Linked DNA regions of Homo sapiens: region 2 is linked to region 1. Evidence: read pairs that join two places in POLR2A ChIA-PET (ENCODE). Cell type or tissue: GM12878. All regions are shown on one strand. Each heading gives the region's core, and the rest is flanking DNA. Links, peaks and the distances in the headings are about the cores only.

Region 1 (2,500 bases), core at 1-2,500:
AGCCTGAAAAGTAGAGGCTGTAATGTGCCATGATTTCATCACTGAACTCCAGCCTGGATGTCAGAGGGAGACCTTGTTGGGGGGTACAAGGAGAGTAGAGTCTACATTGGCTGATTGTTTCTTCATTTCTCACTCAAGCTATTGAAATGACTCCTATCTTCCGTACTTTTACTTATATAAATGGCATCAAAGGATACATATTCTTTTGCAACTTTTCCTTTTGCAAGTATTTTTTCCAGATTTATCCATGTTGATATATACCCAGTTCATTCATTCTAACAGCTGTAGAAACTAATTTATCCCTTCTCCTATCAAAGACAACTGTTACTACATTTTCTAGTACTACAGTGCTGTAATGTGAGCATCATTGTGTGTGTGCATATGTACACAAGAGTTTCACTATGGCACACACCTATTAATGGAATCTCTGCATAGCAAGGAATCTATCTCTTCAACCTTACTAGATATGGCCAAACTGCTCTCCAACGTGGTTGTATGGCAACTTATACTCCTCCAGCAGTATATAGGTGCTCATTATTTATAATTAATCAATTACAAATTATAGCAGTCTGATGGCATATCACTGGTTTAATTTGCATTTCCCTGATTGCTAATGCTGTTGCGTATCATTCTAGATGTTTACCAGACTTTCAGTTTCCTTCTTCTATGAAATGCCTATTCAAATCTTCTCACCATTTTTCTAATAAGCTATCTGTCATCATAATGATTTGTAGTTCATATATGTTGGATATCAATCTTTTGTCAGTTACTTCACTGCAACTATCTTCTCCCAGCCTCTGGTTGGTCTTCTTACTTAATCTCTTTTTCTGTTTCTGGTGTGTTTGTTTTGTTTTGTTTCTTTTGAGGCAGGGTCTCGCTTCTGTCACCCAGGCTAGAGCACTCACTGCAGCCCGAAACTCCTGGACTCAAAGTATTCTTCCACCTCAGCCTCCTGAATAGCTGGGTCTACAGGCACACCCCACCATGCCTGCCTAAATTTTTATATTTTTTTGTAGAGACAAGGTCTCCCTATGTTGCCCAGGCTGGTGTTGAACTCCTGGCCTCAAGCAATCCTCTCACCTCAACCTCCCAAAGTCCTGGGATTATAGGCATGAGCCACCACGCCTGGCCCAATTTTTAACTTTAATGTGGTCAAATTATCAATCTTTACATTTTTTGTTTGTTTGAAAGCCTTTCTCTACTCCATTTTCATAGAGATAGTCCTAGCATTTTCTAAGTTTTACAGTTTGACCTTTAATCCATTTACAACCTTTTTTTTTTTTTTTTAAGACAGAGTCTAGCTCTGTCACCCAGACTGCAGTGCAGTGGCGTGATCTCAGCTCACTACAGCCACCGCTTCCCAGGTTAAAGCGAATCTCCTGTCTCAGCATCCTGAGTAGCTGGGACTACAGGCATGCGCCATCACGCCTGACTAATTTTTGTATTTTCAGTAGAGACGGGGTTTCCCCATGTTGGCCAGGCTGGTCGCAAACTCCTGACCTTGAGTGATCCGCCCACCTCAGCCTCCTGAAGTGCTGGGATTACAGGCGTGAGCCACCATGCCTGGCTCTACAAATAATTTTTTGCATATGGTGCTAAAGATCTATTTTTTTCTCTAAGGTTAGCTAACCACCCATGAAAAGTAAAAATGACACCTTTACCCTAGTGATTTGTAATGGCCACTCATTATCCACCAAATTTAAATATATGAGGGCATGTTTCTATGCTCTTTAATTTTAACATTAATTATTCAACCACCCTGATACCAATACTTCACTGTCTTAATTAACATGGCTTTAAACAGCTTGATATTTGAGAAAGCAAATCCACCCATCGTGTTCTTCAAAATGGTCTTGACTATTCTTGGCCACTAATCATCCTTATTGATAAATTCCACTTAAAAAGCAAAGACAGTGGCTGGGCACAGTGGCTCACACCTGTAATCTCAAGACCTTGGACAGGCCAAGGCAGGGGGATATCCTGAAGCCAGGAGTTCAAGACCTGCCCTGGCAACATACTGAAACCCCATCTCTATTTTTAAAAAATAAAAAAGAATGGGGAGGCCGAAGTGGGCGGATCACGAGGTCAGGAGATTGAGACCATCCTGGCTAACACGGTGAAACCCCGTCTCTACTAAAAAAAAAAAAATACAAAAAATTAGCCAAGTATGGTGGCGGGCACCTGTAGTCCAAGCTATTCGGGAGGCTGAGGCAGGAGAATGGCGTGAACCCAGGAGGCGGAGGTTGCAGTGAGCCAAGATCGCGCCACTGCACTCCAGCCTGGGCGACAGAGCGAGACTCCATCTCAAAAAATAAATAAAAATAAAAATAAAAAAGAATTATCCAGACGTGGTGGCCCGTGCCTGTAGTCCCAGCTACTCGGGAGGCTTGAACCTGGCAGGTGGAGGTTGCAGTGAGCCAAAATCACGCCACCGAACTCCAGTCTGGGTGACAGAGTGAGACTCTGTCTCAAAAAAAATAAAAATAAAAAAAGAAACTTT
Region 2 (14,812 bases), core at 5,910-8,409, 140 kb before region 1:
GAGTCATATTATAATCAGACTGTTAAAAGACAGAGGATCTTGAAAGCAGTGAGAGAGAAGCAACTCATCACATACAAGGAATCTTCAATAAGATTATCAGCAGACTTCTTGTCAGAAACTTTTAAGGCCAGAAGGCAGTGGGCTGATATATTAAATATTTAAAGTGCTAAAAGAAAAAAAAACCTGTCAATCAGGAATCCTACATCCAGCAGAAGTGTTCTTCCAAAGTATGGAAGAAATTAAGACATTCCCAGATAAACAAAAGGTAAAAAAAATTCATTACCACCAGTCCCGCCCTGCGTAAATACTGGAGGGAGTTTTGCAGGTTGAAATGAAAGGATGCTAGACAGTAACTCAAAGCTGTAAGAAGGAATAAAGCTCTCATTAAAGGTAAATACATGGGCAATTACAAAAGCTAGTATTATTGTATCAACAGTTTCTATTCCACTTGTAGAACATTGTGGGCAGGGAAGGCAAATCTATATCCAAAAATACATTTATAATCTAGTAAAGGAAACTTGCTGCTGCTTTTTAAAGTCAACTTGATACTAGACAGCTGTATAATCCCTCTAGAAATTCGGTGCCATATTAGGGGTTCAGCAGTGGCCTCTGCCATTGGCAGGTTGAGTACTCAGCAAGGGTCATAACCAGATTTGCTATGGTGAAAGGAAGTGTGTAGCCTTCATCCCTGCCACCAAGGGAAAGAGGGCAACTGACATTCATGGATTGGGTTACCTTATCTTCCTGACCATTGAGAGTCTCCGCCACAGGGGATTGTCTTGGGGAAACAGTCATATGAGACACGGTCTTCACACTCTATCCATTCTGAGAGGTTAAGTCACATAATTTTTCTCTATACTTTAAGCAACTTTCCCATATTTTTTCCAAGCTTTGACTATTCAGCTAAACCATCAGCCACTGCCCGTGAATCAGTATAGATCTGTATTTCTGGCTATCTCTCTGACCAAGCAAATGGCCAATCAGATACATTGCTCTAAGTTCTGCCTGCTTAGAAGATTTCTCTTCCCCTGTGTTTTTGGTCACTCCTGTGTGGGGCTATAATATTGTAATAGTTGACTTTGAGAAGGTATCAGCATATCATGCTAAGTCATTTGTAAACCAAGCTAGAGGTTTTTCTTCCTATATTAGATGGCCACAGGACCTTAGTTAAGGGTTGATGAAGAGGTAGCAGTACAGCAGGAGTATGCGCCATAGGAATCTAAGCCATATATTCCTGCAACTTTTCCAGTCTTGCTGGAGCCTGATTTCAAATATTGCTTTCACTTGATGGGGGATTTCTGTTGCATGTTCAGTTCATGATGAGTGGCTCAGGTTGCATGATCACATAGTATCCTGTGGTCAGGTATTTGGCCTCTACCAACATGCACTAGTAAGCAAGAAATTGTTTTTCAAAAAAAAAAAAAAAAGGTTATCTGCAGAATAGGGCATAACTTTGCTCAAAAATGAATCTGCTATGGGTACCGAGAAAAGGCTCTATTCATAGAATGACCATGTACTTTATCATCCAAACCAGGACATATATGAGAGGGAAAAGGGACAGTAGTAATAATTATTTGGCGATAACAGGTGAAAACTCAGGCTATCATTGAAATCCAGGATGTATGGTACCCTATCTGTACAGCACACCTATTTGCCATAGTCCTTTAGAAGCCATTTGGACCTGCTGAGTCATATGCCCAATGGAAGAGCAACTTGCATTACAGTTGGGACCTGTTGTAGAACCTTGCCTTGCTCTGGACCTCACTCAAAACTAGCAGCCTTGTGGGATACTTAGTAAATGAGTTAGAACAGCACCAAATATTTTATGTCACTTCTAAAATTTAAAAGGGGGATGGGCACGGTGGCTCACGCCTGTAATCCCAACACTTTGGGAGGCCGAGGCAGGTGGATCACTTGAGGTCAGGAGTTCGAGACCAGCTTGGCCAATGTGGCAAAACCCTGTCTCTACTAAAAATACAAAAATTAGTCAGATGTGGTGGCGGGCGCCTGTAATCCCAGCTACTCGGGAGACTGAAGCAGGAGAATCGCTTGAACCTGGGAGGCAGTGGTTTCAGTGAGCCAAGATCACACCACTGCACTCCAACCCCAGGCGACAGAGTGAGACTCCATCTCAAAAAATAAATAAATAAAATAAATAAAAATAAAATCCACAAAGGCCAGTGAAACTTTGTGATTTTTTTCCTACAAGTAGTGTAAGATAAATAAGAAGCAAGGTACAGGATTATGTCTTTCACATTAGAAGTACATCACAACATGCTTCAGATACCTGGATAACAACAAAAAATTAATCCATATCGTAGTACCCTGAATTTTGATGGGGGAGGGGGCTTACCTCCATCCTGTAACACACAGGTATCTTACTAAGGCATCTAGGGTGTTTGCAACTTTTCCTGCTCGCCAGGTCCAGTCAGTATGATATTCTGTAGGATATCAAAATAACCAAGATCCCGGAGTTGATATGGCCCCAAGAGAAGAGGAAAAAGGTGTACTGTTGTCCCTGTCAGGTGAAAGCAGACTGCTTTTGGTAGTTCTTATTAATTGATAAAGAGAGAGAAAGAAACATTTGATAGGTCCTTAGCTGTATCCACAGTGCCAGGGGCTTGGTTGATTTGCTCCAGTAAAAAGATTCCACACCTGGAATAGCAGCTGAAAGTGGGAGTCACCTCTTGATTAAGCTTACAGGAATCTACAATCATTCTTCAAAACCTGTTTTCTGTACAAGCTAAATAAACAAAGGATATCTTCTTCACAATACATAACAATCTTCTAAACAAGAGATGTTAAACAGGGATGTCATAGGAATCATTATCCTTCCATCTTTTTAATCTTTAGTGATGGCAGTAATCTCTGCAATTACCTCAGGGATTCAGTATTGTTTTTGGTTTACTATTGGGAAGAAAAGTTCCTGGGGTTTCAATTGGACACTTCCTACTATAATGGGCTATATACTTTGTTGCTCAGTAAATAAATGTGGGTGTTCTGCCAGTTGTTTAGTATGTCAGTTTCAGTTACACGTTCAGGGTAGATATGTGACTTCACTGGGTCCATTGTGAAACAGACTTTGGCTAAATTTTCATTCTTCCATCTGACCTTTATGATCCCCCACTTTTGAGTGATGGTCCACCATGCCTTTCATATCCCCAGAGATGAGCACCAATTTGCAGACACTGTCTAGTAATCCTTACAAGGCCTAATTTAGCACTGTTCAGTAGAACTTACTACAGTGTTGGAAATGTTCTATATCTGTGTTGTTCATAGTGTAGCTACTAGGCATATTGAGCTCTTGAGCACTTGAAATGTAGCTAGTGTGATACAGGAACTGAATGTTCAATTTTATTTAAGCTTAATTAGTTTTAAGTTAAATGTAAATAGGAACTGAATGAGAGGCCATGGCTCTTTCTTTGGACAACTCAAATCACTTTTTGCCCACCAGATCAAGGGTTTTCTGGTGATCTACATCACTAATAATTTCAAATCATCTTAATTCAATTATAAAAATTGAAATTATTTGAAGCTAGTCTTCAGTCTCTGCAACGTCCATACTATTTCTAGTGTATACGTCCTCCGAGGGTTTGGTTTTCTAATGACCTAACTTAGAGCATGAGTAGTCAGGCTTCTATTCTGTGGCATGCCTTGGATTCCAATTTTCGCCCCTGGCCCAGCAGGGTTGTCAGAATCTCTGCTCAACTTCTCAGCCTCTCAGCCACTTCTGGAGTCAGCAGACAGTCCTAGGGGAAAAGTGTTGCATGAACCCCTTTGGATTTCCTTCTTTTTTCAAATCTTAGCGCCATAATTCTTCACAGCTTGTTAGTTCCCAGGTATCTTAAGGCAGATTGTTTTTAAATGTATATTTTGTCTGGGTTTTCTAGTTTTTTACTCAGGGAAGAGTTGGTCCCACATTATTTAGTTTGCAACACTATAAACCTTTCTATTTATTTTGGTACCTAGAGTCACTCAGGATGGAATCAGCTTAAGCTAAATTCCTGACTGGGTGTTTTCTGAATCACTCTGATGATACAGATTTGGGCTACAGTTTTGCAAGAGGACCAGTCTGCCCTTCCCCTTGTCTTTCTCTGTTCACTCCAAGACAGTTTTCTCCTGGCTATGGGATAAGGAGAATAGGTTTAGTTTTGGTTAATTTCACCCTGAGGGTGTATCCCTTTAGGATCCGAAATTCATATAAAGGGTCTCTGATTAAACTCCCCACCTTCAGGGTACCCTGGGCTTTGATTCTCTAGCCCCATGATACTGTTAAACCATAGTTCAGTTTCAACAGGATAAGTATATGCCCTCAAGGCTTGAGTGGCTTCCTATGTTAAGTTTCTCCCTCTGGGTTTTTAGATTTGGCATACTGCTTCCTTTCTCTCTTCACATCTCTTATACATATTAAAATGATGGATCCACCACCACGGGGAATGGTGGTGTGTGCCTGTAGTGCCAGCTACTTGGGAGGCCAAGGTGGGAAGATCGTTTTAGGCCAGGAGTTCAAGTCCAGCCTAGGCAACCATAGCAAGACCCCATCTCTACAAAAGAAAATAAATAAAATGATGGATCTTTTTTCTTTTTATATTTTATTCATCATTCTAGTTGTTTTCAGTGGAAAGCCTAGTTACATAAAATAAGGCAAGTCTCCCCCACCCTGCACTTTCATGTTCTTATATATGAGGGGGAGAATAAATGTATTCCTACCTGCATCAGAGTAGCAGTTGAAATCAGCACGCTTTGAAAGCTGTGGGTTGGCCAGGCATGGTCACTCACACTTGTAATCCCAGCACTTTGGGAGGCTGAGGCAGGAGGATTGTTTGAGCCCAGGAGTTTGAGGCCAGCCTGGGCAACGTAGTGAGACCTTATCTCTACAAAAATAAAAATAAAGCTGTGGGGCTCCAGACCAATACCATTGTCATTATTTTCTTCCCACTCATCTATCTAGATTCAGTATGCTCTGTGGGTTCCTTTTCTGCTAGCCTCTTAAACGTTGGTGCTCCCCAGTCATCCACCCTTAACCTACTATTTTTCTTTATCTTTATACTCTTTATTGGTGGCCTCCTCTTCGCAAGTCTTCTGAATTATAAGCCTGTTTAGCCTACTTATCAAACTCCTCACACACATCCCCATGCCATTAAGCCCTCCTTCTCGCTCTCTCCTCCTTTCTTTCCTTTCCTGGCCTCATTGACTGGCACTTCTTCCCACCTACTATGTAGTTGTCCAGGCTAGAACCTGAGCATTAGCCCAAATTTTGGCCTCCCTCATTCCACACATACATTCAATCACCAGGTGCTGTGAATTGTACTTTCTAAATTCTTCTCAAACCTGCTCATTGCTGTTATCCTCCTGTTTGGTCCCAGTCTGCAGTTTCTTGCCTCCCAGCCCATCCTCCTATCTGTCAGCCAGAGTGATCTTTCTGAAATGCACATGTGATTCTATCACTGCCCTGCTTAAAGTCCTTTAGCAGGTTCCCACTATCCTAAAGATAAACTCCATTAACATCGCTCAAAGCTTTTCATGGCCTGACTCTGCCTGCTTCTCCATCCTCCTTTCTCTTCACTTTTTCCATTCATCATATACCTCATCTATTCTGAACTATTTGTGTCTCCATTTCTTGCTATTTTTTTTGTCTGGGTGAGTTAGGGGAATCATATTTGACCCATTCTATACGTAGACTACTCTATTGCTTGTTTTGAGCTGGAATCTGCTACTTTGGCTCTTTCATTAGGCCTACTCTCTTTCTGCTTCAGACCATACAAGTCGGCGTTCTCAGGCACGACCAGCACAGAGCAGAGGATGAATTGTTACCTCCTTTCTTTTAGTCACTATATTCCAAATAACGCCACCTGAAAGAGCACTAGCTTTTTAGTAGCCACATCATAATCCCCTTTTACACACACACAGTTTGTTAAGCCATGTCTCCCTTATTCTGTGTGTTTGCACAGTTGGTGTTCTGTATCTTAACACAGAAGCTGATCTGACATTTGTCGTAATGTAAGTACTTGCTAAGTTTCATCTTGTTTGTTGCAGCCCTTGGTTCAGTCTTTTGAGCAATATTTTTAGCCTAATCGAAAGTCTTACAGTGTAAAGTAAAAGAAATCCCCCTTTACCATACAGATAGAGGATCTAGGCCCAGAGATGCTCAACACCAGCCGGAAGTCACACAGCAAGCAAAGCAGCAGCAGCACCGGAGCCAGAGCTCAGGGATCCTGGCCACCCTTCCCATGCATCTTCTAATATGGTACACAAATTCCCATTGCTGAATCCAACCACTGCACATACCCTTAGCTTCTGAAAAACTTTCATTAAATCTCTCAGATTTTAAGTAGTAGTAATTCTGTTTGGCAAGAGAAGTGATAATAAAAATAGCACCACTCTGAACAGCTGGAAACCCCGGCTTCTCCACTACTGACAGACTTTGCCACTTTGAAGAGCTTTTCTTCCAAAACTGCCACAGGAGGGGCTCGGTGGGAAAGCCTGCTGCTTTCCTCTGAAGCTAGACATCTGTCTTCTCACCCATCTGATGGCTGCCCCTCTATTTTAAGATGTCTATTTTAGAGACAAAAAATGAAACTTTCCCATGCTATAATTAGGGTAGAACTTTAAAAAGACGAAGTAGTGTAACTTGTCACAAGAGACGAGACAGAGCCAGCTTCTGCATTATGGAGCTTAAGAGGAATTTTTTAAAGGCTTATTTCTTAGCTGTTTCATATTTCACTAGAGTAAAATTAAGATTGGCCAATCAATTATAAATCAACACAGCTGCTGTGCACTGTTCTGTAATAGCTCAGATAGAGATTAAAAATTCAATGTATGAAAGTTGGTCCTTCCAGAAAGAGGAAAGGGCACACTCATGACCTTGAAATATTATGAAGTATAAAAGCTTCCTGCCTTCTCTGTTAAGTGTCTCTGGTCTTTGGACTTCAAGCCTGTTCTCTACAGTGCTGCCAGGTCTCTTTCTGAAAGTTTATCTGACCTGTCCCTTTTTCCAGTCAGAACTGTCATAATCTATAGAAGTCTGTCAGTGTTAGGATACAGAAAAAAAGGCAGGGGGGAATTGATTGTAAGAACATTGGGGAATCTCACAGCCGTGCCTGAGGGTCATGCTGAACATAGACCCTGAGCACCGTGGAGCAGCCTGGAAGTTCTGTCTCTCAGCTTTCACACCTCCTCCTCTCTGTGACTTGCCACATTTTTCTTTACAGGTGGGCTGCCTGTGTCTTTCTAGACCTCATGATGGGAAACATGGCTGCCTATAGCTACTAATTATGTTACAGATCCAGCCACGAAGAGATTATTTTTTTCCCTGTTCTCTCTTTTTCACATTGGTTAAAAGCATGACAATTCCCTCTCCATTCCTCATGGTTTTGCTTAAACATTGCCTTTCCCGAATAGGCGCCTTCCCCACATACTTCTTTTATGGTGTTTGTCTCACCACAGGCTGCGTGTCCACCTACTCCACCTAGAGGGGAGGGATGTGTTCTTTTATTTGTAGTCTCAGTACCTGGCCACATAAATATATGTTAAAGAAATTCATGAGTGTGAATGAACGAATTAATTAGTAATACATTCATTTAGAATATACCCTCTCTAAATGCACCTGTGAAATATCCCTGACTTCAGGTATACATTACTGTCCTAGCTTTTGAACTCACTGCCAACCTTTGTTAAGCTCTCTCTAGCTCAGGCATCAGCTCCCCCTTCCATTTCCCCACCCTTTAATCCACATGGGGCTAGTAGAGGTGAATGTGAAAGGTGTGATTTGGCAGTGGAAAGGGCATGGGATTTGGAGTCAGGCAGACCCAGGTTCTAGTTTGAGTCATCCCACTTTCTAGCTATGCGACTTCAGGCAAGTTGCTCTGAGCTTCATTTTGTTAATCTGTAAAGGAGATAAATAATACCTATCCTTGGATAACACATACAAAACATATCGCACAATGCCAGAAATGCATTAGGTGCTAAAGAAATGTTTGTTTCCCTTCCTCTAGTTGTGTGTGTGTTTGTGGCTTATATATGTGTATACTATATGCATTTGTGCCTATGTGTACTATTTTGGTGTGTGGGTGGCATACAGTATGGAGGGAAGAATGAAAACGTTATTTGTGTCATCTGCCTGTGTGGAAGAGAGTTACCTAGGTCTCATCTACCTGGAGGACACAAGTGAGGTCACATTAATGGCGGTACTTAAAATGCCACCACTTCCTGCCCACCCCTGTAATTCAGGGCATCACCCCCATAAATCTCACTCTTAGGTATTTCTGGGAATCTTCAGAGAGTTTGAGTTTAAGGAGAAACTTCTCCACTCCTTACTCATGTGTTCATTTTATGAAGCCACTTGAGAAGAGAGCCTCACTGCAGCCAGGGGTGGTGCCCTCAACCCACCCTACTTTACCCTACTAGGTGGCAAAGCTGTGGTCTATAACAAGGGCATTGTCTCCTGGTGCTCCCAGTTACCAGTCTACTAGGTGACACAGCATAACAAGGAGTCTTCCTGAGTCAAAATTGTGCAGTGATCTGCAGAATGCTCCCTCCAGCTTGGTCATGCCTCTTTCACCTGGCATTTTCTATAAGCACTACCTATACAATCCCCCATCCTGCCCTAACCTGGTTTCAATGATGTGTGTAACCTTTCTCCATACAGAAGACAATATGGTATGTATAATAGTGTTTGGGAAAGGAGAAGGTGGGGAAGGAATTATACTTTCTGTGCATCCCTATGGGGACCTCTTTTGGGCACTAGAACCGTTCCTAAGCTGGTTAGTCCTCCTAATTGATTCCCTGTCCTCCATGGCTTCCTGGGAATGGTGGAATTTGTCCCTCGACCTTGCTCATTACCCAAGATCTTTGCACTCACAGGGAGGCATCTGTAACATCGCTGACAAGCAAGAGGTACATCCTGAGGTTCCCAGCGCTGGAGACACTGATGCTGGATGACAACAGACTCTCCAACCCCAGTTGCTTTGCCAGCCTGGCTGGGCTCAGGAGGTAAAGCCATAAGCCTTTCTCTGCTGGGCCTCCTCTAATCCCCAGGCTTGCTCACACTCTGAGTGCTGTTCTGGAAGCCAAAAGGTTTGGGTTTAAAGCCTAGCTCCACAATTTATCTCTACTGTGTGGCCATGGGTAAGTCATTTCTCCCCTCTGAGCTTTGGCTCCTCCATAAAAATGGCCATGAGTGAGGACATTTCTGATCACATGACTGAATTAGAAGCAGCAAAGAGAAAGGAAAACAGGAGGAGATTTTACCCAAGATAGGATTCGGACCCTGACAGTAGAGACAGGAAAATTTTTTAAAATATTGAGAATCAGAAAGAGAAATTTAATTCCTGAATTCTAACTGAAGTAAAGAAAATAGTGGCATTTACATTGTTAAGCTTTACTTCTCTGGAAAATTTACTTTGGTTTCAACTACCATTTACTGAATACTACTTTGTGCCAGGCCATTTACATATTGCCTCATTAAATCTTCACAAGAACCCTGAAAGGTTAATAAATATTATCCCCATTTTAGAGACAGGGATATTGAATCCCAGAGAGAGTAAGTCACCGGCTCAACGTCACACAAGAGGAATAAGTATCCAAGCCTGATTCCATGTTTTTTCCCTAAAGTTGCTTGGTAAACAATCCTGAGGTATCATTATTGCTATGATTCTATATTCACTTTCCTTAATTGAAGACTGAAGAAGTTAAGCTTGGATGAAAACAGGATTATCAGGATCCCATACCTACAGCAAGTTCAGCTCTATGACGAGTCAGTAGACTGGAATGGAGGCAGGGGAAGTCCCCATAAAGAGCCCCAATTCATGCTGCAGTCCAAGCCAAGGATGCTTGAGGACTCAGATGAGCAACTGGATTATACTGTACTGCCCATGAAAAAGGATGTTGACCGGACAGGTGAGTGACACCCCTTGTCCCAGAAATTCTACCCTCATGGTGGAAATACACTTCTGAGAGTTTATTCTGAAAGTCTCACTTGGTCATGGTGAATATCACGAATTGAATTTGCTGATTCTTTGTCAAGGATGTTTGCATCTATGTTTGGGAGATGTGTTGGTGTATTGATTTCTTTTGTTACAGTATTCTTGTTAGGATTTATAATCAAGGTTATGCTTGCCTGATAAAATGTGTTTTGGAAGTTTTATTTCTGTTTCCTAGGAAAGTTTATATACTATTATTATTTTATCCTTAAATTTTGGAAGAATTCACCATGAGACCACCTGAGCCTGGAGTTTTCTTTGTAGAATGAGGTTGAAATTATGCAACTTTAGAAGCTTGGAAGAGGTGCTCCTGACACCTGAAATTTAGACCTCTGGGGAAGCGGTGCTGCTTGGCTGCTGGTGTCTCCGAGCTATGATGGGCTTCATGTAGCTGAGACCCAGATCTCTGAGGATACTGGCCAGCTGGTGCTGGTGCCTGTGGAGGAGTCACAGTGAAGCTAGTTTATAAAAGTTGGAAAAACTGCAAACTAGATTCAGCTACTGCTGGGGAAAGACTTGCTAGACTACAGCAAAAACAAAACAAATCAAAAACCACATTATTCCAGTGGCATTCACAGGAAGCACAAGCAGTTAGGAAACCCATGGGAAGCAGATAGGAAGAGATAAGCCCCTTTTTCCTCTTCCAGCTTTGCAGTCTCCCTTTAGCACCACCCATATTGTCAGAGTCTAACAGGAAACCAGCGGTCAAAGCAGAAATACGGTTTTGAGAGCCTCAGCTCCAGCATTCTAAAGCAGAATAAAGAAAGATGGATTTCAAAGTTAAAAATAATACTAATAACTGGCCGGGCACAGTGGCAGTTATTTTGGGAGGCCAAGGCTGGAGAATTGTTTGAGGCCAGGAGTTTCAGGCATGCAGTGAGCTATGATCATGCCACTGCCCTCTGGCCTGGATGACAGAACGAGACCCTATCTCTATAAAAAATTAAAAAATTAGCTGGGTGTGATGGCATGCACCTATAGTCCTGGCTACTGGGGGCTGAGGCAGGAGGATCCCTTGAGCCTGTAGTGAGCTATGATCACGCCACTGCTCTCCAGCCTGGCAGCAGAGTGAGACCCTGTCTCTACAAATAATAATAGTAACAACTTAATAAAGGGCACAATTATGTTATTCAGATTCTCCCTAAAATAATTTTCTGTCTGCTTGGTTTGTTAACTTTGGAAATAGGTATATTAAAGTCTGTCCCCACTGTTGTAGATTTGTCAGTATCTCCTTGCATTTCTGGCTTTTTTTTTTTTTTTTTTTACTGTGAAGTTGGTTTGGTTCTCTGTTATTAGGTTTGTGACTTTTATCTTGGTAGGTTGTGTATTTTAATCGTTGTAAAATATCCCAGGTAGATAAATAATTTTGGTTTTGACTTGGGCCTCTATTTTGTTTGATATGAATATTTATTTTAGGATATCTTAAAAACAATATAGTACTGCATATTTTTGCTTATATGATTCTTAATGAGTCTTTTTTCATAGAAGAATTTAACTCACATGGTGATTATTGATACATTTCACCTTATTTCTACCATTAGTGTGTTTTCTATTTACCTATGCTTTTTCTTTTTTTTCTTCTTGTGAGCACTAAGTTTTCTTTCAATTCCAATCTTTTCACTAATTGTTTAAAGCAAGAAATCTCATGTCTGTATCTCTAATGGTTACCCTAAAACTTTTTTTTTTTTCTTTTTAGAGACAGAGTCTCACCCTATCACCCCAGGCTGAAGTGCGGTTACACGATCGTGCTCAAACTGTATTGTTGAACTCTGGGGCTCAAGTGATCCTCCTGCCTCAGCCTCCCAAGTAGCTGGGACCACTGCACCTGGCTATTACCCTAAAACTTTTAATTCACATTTTAAAACTCACTTTTGTCTATCAACACCTAGAATCAACCAAATACATGTCTTCTTTTTTAATAAGAAAATTTTAATATGCATCTATCTATGCCACCCTACTCCCATCACTTCCCATAATGTAATAAACTCTAACAATAATTTAGATTGGTTTTAATTTTTAAAATTATATACCAATGATTCTTTAGACTGAAAGATTGAACCTCATTCTTAGGTTCTTTATCATGTGTACATATGTATAACTTAGGAGCAGAGACTTCTGTTTACAATACAACTCAGGTCCTAATACAGTATAATTTTTAATCTCTTCAAAGTTCTTCTTACCCTCTTATTTTTTTTCTTTCATCCTTAATTCCTACTCCCATTTCCTGTTTTCATATAAATGTCTACTTTTATCTTGGATATATTTTCCTGCATATATGTATTTATCTTTGTAAAATATATATTATTTTGTGTGTAATGTGTTTGTAATTTACATAATGGTAATATGGTCTTGAGCTCTTTCTGTTACTTGATTTTTTCAGTCAACATTGTTTTTAAGACCTTTCCTTCTTGCCATATGTCCATCTAGTTATTGGCTTTTTATTTTATTTTTTTGAGACGGAGTCTCACGCTGTTGCCCAGGCTGGAGTGCAATGGTGCGATCTCCGCTCACTGCAAGCTCTGCCTCCTGGGTTCTCGCCATTCTCCTGCCTCAGCCTCTTGAGTTCCTGGGACTACAAGCGCCCGCCACCATGCCCGGCTAATTTTTTGTATTTTTAGTGGAGACAGGGTTTCATCATGTTAGCCAGGATGGTCTCGATCTCCTGACCTCATGATCTGCCTGCCTCAGCCTCCCAAAGTGTTGGGATTACAGGCGTGAGCCACCGCGCCCAGCCTAGTTACTGACTTTTAACTAATGCAGAGTATTCTACAATATATGCTCTAAACACATTTCACACATCTCTTCCCTTACTGATGAACACTTAGGTTGCTTATAACTCTCTTACTACAAATGGTGCTACAATGAACAACCTTGTGAACATCTTTTGCATATACCACTGTGCCAGGGTTTTCCTGGAGTATTTACCCAGAAGTGGGATTGATGGATGACAGAGTATATGTATATGTAGTTTTAAAAATTGCCACCTGATTGTTCTTCAAAATAGTTGCTTCAGTGTACACTCACACAAGTAGTACATAAGGGTTCTTGTCTTCCTATGTCCTTATCAATACTTGGTATTATCTTACTTTATAGTTTTTCTAAGTTTTATTATTCTGGGTAGGTGTAAAGTGATATTTATCTTTAAAAACTTTTTAATTTATAATTTTTGTGGGTACATAGTAGATGTACATATTTATGGGGCACATGAGATATTTTGGTATAGGCATGTAATATACTCTTTTAGTTATTTTTAAATGTACAATTAAATTAAAGTATTATTGACTATAGTCCCCCTGTTGTGCTACCAAATACTAGGTCTTATTCATTCTATTTTTTTTGTATCAATTAACCATCCCCACCTCTCCCCCAGGCCCCCACTATCCTTCCCAGCCTCTGGTAACCATCTTTCTACTCTCTGTGTCCATGAGTTCAATTGTTTTGATTTTCAGATCCCACAAATAAGTGAGAATATGCAATTTTTGTCCTTCTGTGCCTGGCTTATTTCACTTAACATAGGGACCTCCAGTTCCATCCACGTTCTTGCAAATGATAGAATCTCATTCTTTTTAATGGCCGAATAGTACTCCATTGTATATATGTACCACATTTTCTTTATCCATTCATCTGTTGATGGATGCGTAGGTTGCTTCCAAATCTTGGCTATTGTGAACACTGCTGCAACAAACATAAGAGTGCAGATATCTCTCTGATATACCGATTTCCCTTCTTTTGGGTATATACTCAGCATTGGGATTGCTGGATCATATGGTAGCTGTATTTTTAGTTTTGTGAGGAACTTCCAAACTGTTCTTCATAGTGGTTGTGCTAATTTACATTCCCAGCAACAGTGTATGAGGGTTCCCTTTTCTCCACATCCTCACCAGCATTTGTTATTGCCTGACTTTTGGATAACAGCCATTTTAACTAGGGTGAGATGATATCTCATTGTAGTTTTGATTTGCATTTCTCTGATGGTCAGTGATGTTAAGAACCTTTTGATATGCTGTTTTCCATTTGAATGACTTCTTTTGAAAAATGTTTATTCAGATCTTTTGCCCATTTTTTAGTCAGATTATTAGATTTTTCCCTGTGGAGTTGTTTGAGCTCCTTATATATTCTGATTATTAATCCCTTGTCAGATGGGTAGTTTGCACATGTTTTCTCCCATTCTGTGGGTTGTCTCTTTGTTGATTATTTCCTTTGTTGTACAGAAGCTTTTTAACTTGATGTGATCCCATTTGTCTATTTTTGCTTTGGTTGCCTGTGCTTGTGAGATATTACTACTCAAGAAAATTTTGCCCAGACCAGTGTCCTGGAAAGTTTCCTCAATGTTTTCTTGTAGGTGTTTCACAGTTTGAGGTCTTATATTTAATTCAAATAAAAGGCAAGAGATGGAGTCAAGTTTAATTCTTCTGCATATGGATATCCTCTTATCCCAGAACCATTTATTGAAGAGACTGTCTTTTCCCCAATGTGTGTTCTTGGCACCCTTGTCGAAAATCGGTTTACTGTAGGTGTGTGGATTTATTTCTAGGTTCTCTATTCTGTTCCATTGGTCTGTGTGTCCATTTTTATGCCAGTACCATACTGTTTTGGTTACTGTAGCTTTATAGTATAATTTGAAGTCAGGTAATGTGATTCCTCTAGTTTTGTTCTTTTTGCTCAGGATAGATTTGGCCATTCTGGGTCTTTTGTGGTTCCATATAAATTTTAAGATAGTTTTTTTCTATTTCTGTGAAGAATGTCATTGGTATTTTGTAGGGATTGTATTGAATCTCTAGAATGCTTTCAGTACTGTGGACATTTTAACAATATTGATTCCTCCAATCCAT

The links. Peaks named below come from ENCODE experiments on the same cell type or tissue, not always from the same donor. Only the 100,000 strongest peaks of a DNase experiment are listed, where the experiment ranks them.
Region 2: POLR2A ChIA-PET joins it to region 1 with 5 read pairs; 1 of 35 experiments calls an interaction of 5 or more read pairs at or near these places.

What each region holds. Positions count from the first base shown.
Region 1 is chr11:74,767,394-74,769,893 of GRCh38, reverse strand. The region is part of intron 1 of RNF169 (ring finger protein 169); the gene reads right to left. Among named protein-coding and RNA genes, the nearest start is that of RNF169, 20 kb to the right of the region's middle. RefSeq lists a silencer at 1,387-1,476. In GM12878, for the core only: no CTCF peak of the experiment used is centred there; a DNase peak (open chromatin) is centred at 1,383; H3K27ac peaks cover 925 bases.
Region 2 is chr11:74,901,324-74,916,135 of GRCh38, reverse strand. XRRA1 (X-ray radiation resistance associated 1) reads left to right here. Exons shown (of 19, transcript NM_001378157.1): 9 at 8,863-8,991; 10 at 9,680-9,897. Among named protein-coding and RNA genes, the nearest start is that of XRRA1, 40 kb to the left of the region's middle. In GM12878, for the core only: no CTCF peak of the experiment used is centred there; no DNase peak of the experiment used is centred there; H3K4me3 peaks cover 687 bases.